Regions from separate parts of the Homo sapiens genome. Here region 1 is linked to region 2. Evidence: chromatin contacts called from ENCODE Hi-C or POLR2A ChIA-PET data. All regions are on one chromosome and are shown on one strand. The core of a region is the stretch at or near the end of the contact, and the rest is flanking DNA. Distances in the headings are between cores, read along the strand shown. Region 1 holds the start of TAF5L (TATA-box binding protein associated factor 5 like). Region 2 holds the start of LINC01703 (long intergenic non-protein coding RNA 1703).

Evidence for each region. Hi-C counts contacts between places; a loop is a spot of excess contacts on that map. ChIA-PET counts read pairs that join two places held with the same protein, here RNA polymerase II (POLR2A).
Region 1: a loop to region 2 is called in a map of uterus, with 12 times the contacts of the local background. The contact joins the promoter of TAF5L here to the promoter of LINC01703 in region 2. A Hi-C loop is called at or near these places in 1 of 168 maps with a recorded cell type or tissue (uterus). POLR2A ChIA-PET finds 5 or more read pairs at or near these places in 1 of 52 experiments (Panc1).

What each region holds. Positions count from the first base shown.
Region 1 is chr1:229,624,598-229,627,839 of GRCh38, forward strand. It overlaps TAF5L (TATA-box binding protein associated factor 5 like), which reads right to left and starts at 1,525. Exons shown (of 5, transcript NM_014409.4): 1 at 1,288-1,525. URB2 (URB2 ribosome biogenesis homolog) reads left to right here and starts at 1,650. Exons shown (of 10, transcript NM_014777.4): 1 at 1,650-1,759; 2 at 3,024-3,162. The coding sequence starts at 3,037. RefSeq lists enhancers at 434-483, 2,144-2,223 and silencers at 974-1,163, 1,254-1,953.
Region 2 is chr1:226,081,728-226,085,382 of GRCh38, forward strand. LINC01703 (long intergenic non-protein coding RNA 1703) reads left to right here and starts at 1,848. Exons shown (of 4, transcript NR_146920.1): 1 at 1,848-2,241. RefSeq lists an enhancer at 827-1,694 and silencers at 1,509-1,558, 1,669-2,248.

The DNA.
Region 1 (3,242 bases), core at 275-2,774, 3.5 Mb after region 2:
CTTAAAGATAAAAAAAAATCCACGTTTAAGTTATTCCTTATCATCGCATTTTATAGATGAGGAAACTACAGTTCAGAGAGGTTATGCAGATGGCTACATGGTTTCCATCCTAGGTCTACTGTCACCAAGCTCTATCCACTACATTATGCTGTTCCAAAGTTTAAAGATGTGGCCAGATGCATTTAACCTATTAAGCACAAAACTCCCTTTCCTACTCCCCCTTCCAAGTAGAGCTGTGACCAGGAACTGGGGCACAGCCTCCGTGTCCTCCCCTACATCCCCAACTCAGGTGTTGGCACACTTGAATCGCCTGATATAAGACACGCTCCGCACTTAATGTTCCTCTCAGCACAGCTCCCAACTGCTTGTTAGCAGGAGTCACCATTCCGAGATTCCAATCTGCAAGGTCAGTTTAGGTACAGTAATTTAAGACAGACACTGCATGGGACTGGCACTTACCTTCTGATCCCAGAACCACAAAGACTGCGAGATCCGCATTACAACGACTTTCACAACTGATGGGAGAACTGCATGTAGCGTTCCTGCACTCCACTTCCGCTAAGTCTAAAATGACACCACTGTTTCTAACCATCCACTCACTTCGGACCAACGCCTTATCGAATACATTTTCAAAAGCCTGGCAGCTTCGCGAGCTGGAGGTGGTGAACCCGTCCCACACCATGGGCGCACCAACCTTACCTTGCTGTCATGAGGCAACGAGCCCCGAGAGACACCCTTGCAGGTAAGCACTCTCCTGCAGCAGCTAGTCTAACTCTGGCTCCCCCGTGTCACACGCGGAGATCGACTCCACACCCACCCACGCACGATCACCATGTGCAAAGTTGAATCCCGACTTCGCCGCAAAGACATTTCCTTTTCCCCTACATGCAAAGGAGCTGTGGAGCCGTGCTCCCTGCTTGGCTGTCGGGCACTGGGATACCTTCCCCGCGGGCGCCCGCCACCTCCTCCCCGAGCCCGGCATCCAACCCGCAGGACCCACCCCTGCGCAGGAACGCGACGCCAGTCCAGGTGTAGCCGCCGACTGCAGGCCACGCCGCCGGCCGCAGCCCGGGACTCGGGAGGCCGAGGGCGGAGGCGCGGCCGTCGCGCCCGCGCAGAGCCGCCCGCCGCCCCCCAGCCCCGCCTCCCGCGCCCCACCCCCACCGCCCGCCGGCGGGAGCCAAGGCGCGCCCCGCCGAGGCCCCACCGCCCCGGCCCCCGCCCGCCCGCGCGCGCGCGCGCCTCGCGACCCTCCCGGCCCTCCCCGCCCGTGCTCCCGGCACTCACTGAACATCCCAGGCGGCTCCGGCTCCCCCCGCCGCCGCCGCCTCCGGGATCGGGTTGCTTCCGCCTCCGTCGTCTCTGCCGCAGGGTCTCACTCCGACGGCCGGCTCAGCTGGGCCCCCGCGCCCCGCGCCCCGCCGCCCCCGCCGCCGCTCTGGGCGGCCGCTCCATGACTGACTGACACGGAGCGGGCCGCGGGCTGGGCCGCTCGGGCCTCCAACGCGCAACCGTCTCCGCCAATGGGCGAGGCGCCTCGGCGCTCGGCTGGCGACGCCTGGCGTGCGTGCAGCCCCTCCCCGCTGCGCCGCCGGCGTCCGGCGGAAGGAGCGCGGGTACCGGTCCCACGTGGTGGGGACGCGGGACCCGTACAGCGGCCTCCGCCGCACCGGGACAGCAGCCGCCGCCGCTGCCGCCGTCCTCCCCTGTCTACCCGGAGCTGTCTCGAGCTGAGCCCCCTACCGGGCCGGATCCCGAGGTGAGTCCCCCACCTGCGGTCAGCCCCTGCGGGCAGCCAGGTCCCGAGGTGAGTCCCCCCACCCGGGGCTGGTCCAGAGGAGATCCCCCTACCTAAGGCCGGGCCCAGATGGGGGGCCCCCCAACCCTGCCCAGTTCCGGTGCCGCCAGCAGACTCTGGGCTGGAGCGGCTTCGGCACGCTCCATTCGCGAAGGCGAACTCCCTCCTGGCTCCTAGCTGCTCTCCCCTGGTTCTTGTTGCTTGGTCTCTTTCTGCTGGGCAGGGAGTGCTGGCAGGGCTGTGCTGTCCGCCCTGGACTTCGCATTGCCCGGTAAGGGCGGTTGGAGGCCCGGAGAGCCGAACTCTGGCGGAGCCGGGGAGAGCATCTCGGTTGTCTTTGTAGCCAGTTCAGCAAACACCTGTTATGCACTTTGTAGCTGTCGCGATGGCGGTTCTATGGTATTGAACTTAGAAAGTCAGGCATCGTTGAATTCGTTTTGGACATTTTGACAAAATAGGAAAACTGACAGCACTTGACGTTCTTGTTCTCTGCAGTAGAGTGAAGGATAACTTAATTTCTAAAATGAAAACGTCTTAACGTTCCTTTTTACTATAACTTTTAGGAAACTCAAAGCCAAGTTTACCCAGTTTAATAGTAACTGTAGGTGTTTGGTATGTTTGCTACCCCCGAGATTTCATGGTTTTTTGTTTTCTATTTTTAGTCTTTTCCTTGTGCAAGTATCTCTTGTAGAGTCTTTTTTGAAGTGTATGTGCGTTGTAAATTTATACACGACTGAATAAAAGTGTTAGTGGAAGGTTACTGTTGCAGCTGAAATAACTGTATTCCTTTGGGGTTTTCTTTTTCACTTGGAGACATATTACTTTCTCCGGATATTGCTTATGTATCTTTTCCTCTTTCAATTTGAAACCATGTATGAATGACTCTTTCCACAAGTAATGTAATCACTGATTTTGGCCTTGTTGAATTCCTGAACACTCACCTTTGTGGAAGTGATGTTTGATCATAGCTGGAATACATATAGTCCATCTTCTGTGTGTGCAGTCCATCTTTTGCTTGCTTTTGTCTGAATTTCCCCCAGAAAATTCTGGAGTCAAGCATCTTGTATGTAGATTTACCCCGACAAATCTGTTGATTCATTAAAAACTTTTAAAAGAATACATATTAGGTAAACAAGATACAGTACTGCAATACTGTTGGTTTTCTGGTGCCTGCTCAGTCTGACATTGTTATAGTATTTTTTTTCCCATTGTTTTTAAATTTTAGATAAAGCCTAGCCATGGCTGCTGTTTATTCTGGCATTTCCCTTAAGCTTAAAAGCAAGACAACTTCCTGGGAAGATAAACTAAAACTAGCTCACTTTGCTTGGATTTCTCACCAGTGCTTTCTTCCAAATAAAGAACAAGTAAGTTTAATGTGAAACTCATATTTTTACAGTCTGTCAAGATAATTATCACTTTTATAATTTGGATATTGACAATTGGT
Region 2 (3,655 bases), core at 598-3,097:
AAAATACAAAAATTAGCCAGGTGTGCTGCTGCGCGCCTGTAGTCCCAGCTGTTCAAGAGGCTGAGGTGAGAGGATCGCCTGAACCCGGGGAGGTTGAGGCTGCAGTGAGCTGTGACCGCGTCACTGCACTCCAGCCTGGGTGACAGAGTGACACCCTGTCTCAAAAAAAAAAAAAAAAAAAAAAGGGCCGGGCGCAGTGGCTCACACTGTAATCTCAGCACTTTGGAGGCCGAGGGGGGCGGATCACAAGGTCAAGAGATTGAGACCATCCTGGCTAACACGGTGAAACCCCGTGTCTACTAAAAATACAAAAAATTAGCTGGGCGTGGTGGCGGGCGCCTGTAGTCTCAGCTACTCGGGAGGCTGAGGTAGGAGAATCGCTTGAACCCGGGAGGCGGAAATTGCGGTGAGCCGAGATCGCGCCATTGCACTCTAGCTTGGGCAACAAGAGCGAAACTCAGTCTCAAAAAAAAAAAAAAAAAAAAGGCCGATCCAATTTGTTAAATGTGTGTATGTATGTATTTTTAGTTTTTGAGACGGAGTTGCTCTGTTGTCCAGGCTGGAGTGCAGTGGCACAATCTTGGCTCACTGCAACTTCTGCCTCCCGGGTTCAAGTGATTCTCGTGCCTCAGCCTCCCGAGTGGCTGGGACCACAGGTGCGTGTCACCACGCCTGGCTAATTTTTGTATGTTTAGTAGAGACAGGGTTTCGCCATGTTGGCCAGGCTGGTCCCAAACGCCTGATCTCAGGTGATCCGCCCGCCTCATCCTCCCAAAGTGCTGGGATTACAGGCGTGAGCCACCACGCCCGGCCAGTTTCAAACATTTGCAAGGTCTATATGTTGTATATGAATTAGTAAAAGAAACATTACACATCAAACCTGTGATTTCGTATAACACCTCTAAATTTGAGTCAATTAAAACATCGTAATAATAAGAGTTCAGTTTTACAATTAGTGCTGGCAAGGCAAAAATAACGAAAGTGGTAGGAGGTCCGGGGATTATGTGAGAGAACGCATGACAAATGTTTAGCACAGAGCCGGGCACACACAGTGAGGGCTCAATTCACGGTGGATTTTATTTGGTCATCATCATCACATTTGGAGCTGAAATAGAACAGTTCTGATTCCAAGTGAAGGGGAGGTAGAGTGGAGGGGGTGGGGAGGGCTAGCTTGGATTTCTGCTAAGATGTCACAGCCTCGGATACCCTCAAGGCATGCCATGCCCGGGCTTAGCTGGGTGAGGGGCCTGTGAAGCTTGTTGGTGTGTAAGAGACCTCGGTGGCATCACTGTCAGCGCAGCCGAAGCCACCACGCTAGCTCCAGACTGGTCAGCAGATGGCCGCGCACCAGGCCCTTCCTGCGGCCCGGGCGACTCGTCTCTTAGTGGAGGAAGTAGCCGGCCCCGGACACACTCCTGAGGAGCGCTGCCCGCAGTCTCGGGAAACGGGGCGTGGGGCCAGCTGCTCCTTCCAACTCCTCCTCGGGGGCAGCATGAGGGAGGGTCGCTGTCAGGGCCTCGAGGACTAAGGGTTCAGGGTGCCCGCCGCTCGTCCCCTCCCCCCTCCCCCCCAGGTCGTGGAGGCCGGTCCCCAGCATCTCTCCAGCGTCCCCACTGTCGTGGCTCCGGGGCGGGCTTCTCCCTTTTCAGGCATTTCTGAAATCGCCGCCTCACCCGGGCTCTCTTCCTCCGGCTCGCCCTCCCCAGCCCCAGGTGCCAGAGAGAACTTTCCCCAAAACGCGAAACTGATCCTTTCAGACGCCTCGCGTTCGCCCAACAGCACCTCTAGCCTCGGTCGTTGTCACGTGACGCGGCCCCAAGGCCCAGGCCACGCCCCCGGAGCTCGCCACGCCCACCGGGTCCGCCCCCACGCGGCCGCCTGCACAGGGGGTTCCAGCCACCCGCGCTCTCCCAGGTTTGCCGACCTTACGGGCCCTTCTCCGCCAGCCCTGGCTGGGTCACCCCCACGACCCGGGACTCCCCCGCCGTTCCCTCCCGGGCTGCCTGCAGTGAGGTCCGCTCCTGAGGCCTCAGCCTCGCCGGGGGTAGGGCCCTCTCCCGCCGTCGCCGCAGCTCCTTTCCGTCCCGGGGCCTGGGGGGCACCGTCCCACGGGTGAGGGCCGCCTCCAGCGCCTGGCCCAGCCATGCGAACGCCTGGAGCCCGCGAGCTGCAGCTGCGGCCCTGAAGGTGCCGCATATCCTGCCGAGTGGGTGAAGCGTGGCACTTTGGAAAACAAATCGGGTTAGTGCTCAGCAGCCTCCGGGCCGATGGGTGGGGATGTCATACTATGAACTGAGAGCCCGCGAGCTGGAAAAAACAGTGCCAGTCCTGCCCGCGCGTCGCGGGACTCAGTAATTCCCGGCTCCGCAGCGCTCGAGCCTGTTCTCCGCAGCTTCATACCCTCTGCCCCGCGAAAGTGACCTCAGGGGCCGGGCGTGTTGGCTCACGCCTGTAATCCAGCACTTTGGGAGGTCAAGGCGGGCGGCTCAGTTGAGGCCAGGAGTTCGAGACCAGCCTGGCCAACAGGGCGAAAACCCATCTCTACTAAAAATACAAAAATTAGCCAGACGTGGTGGCGCACACCTGTAACCCCCAGCTACTCAGGAGGCTGAGGCAGGAAAATCACTTGAACCCGGGAGGCGGAGGTTGCAGTGAGCCGAGATCACACCACTGCACTCCAGCGTGGGTGACAGAGCGAGACTCCGTCTCAAAAAAGAAAGAAAGAAAAAGAAAAGAAAAAAGTGAGGCCGGGCACAGTGGCTCACGCCTATAATCCCAGCAATTTGGGAGGCCTAGGCAGGTGGATCACGAGGTCAGAAGTTCAAGACGAGCCTGGCCAAGATGGTGAAACCCCGTCTCTACTAAAAATTCAAAAATTAGCCGGGCATGGCTGGGCGCAGTGGTTCACACCTGTAATCCTAGCACTTCAGGAGGCCAAGGCAGGTGGATCACTTGAGGTCAGGAGTTCGAGACCAGCCTGGCCAACATGGTGAAAACCCATCTCACTAAAAATACAAAAATTAGCCGGGCTTGGTGGCAGGCGCCTATAATCCCAGCTACTTGGGAGGCTGAGGGAAGAGAATCACTTGAACCGTGGAGGCAGAGGTTGCAGTGAGCCGAGATCTCACCACTGCACTCCAGCCTGGGCGACAAAGCGAGACCCTGTCTCAAACAAAACAAAATAATAAAATAAAATAAAAATTAGCCAGGTGTGGTGGTGTGTGTCTGTAGTCCTAGCTACTTGGGTGGCTGAGCTGGGAGGATCACCTGCTCAAGAGTTTGAGGCTACAGTGAGCTGAGATCACACCACTGCACTCCAACCTGGGTGACAGAGCGAGATCCTGCCTTAAAAACAAACAAGGGCTGGGCACAGTGGCTCACCCCTGTGATCCCAGCACTTTTGGAGGCCAAGGTGGGCGGATCACCTGAGGTCAGGAGTTCAAGACCAGCCTGGCCACCATGGTGAAAACCCGTCTCTACTAAAAATACAAAAATTAGCCAGGCGTGGTGGCAGGTGCCTGTAATCTTAGCTACTTGGCAGGCTGAGGCAGGAGAATTGCTTGAACTGGGGAGGCAGAGGTTGCAGTGAGCCGAGATCGCACCATTGCACCCCAGTCTGGGCAAAAAGAGTGAAACTCTATCTCAGAAAAAAAAA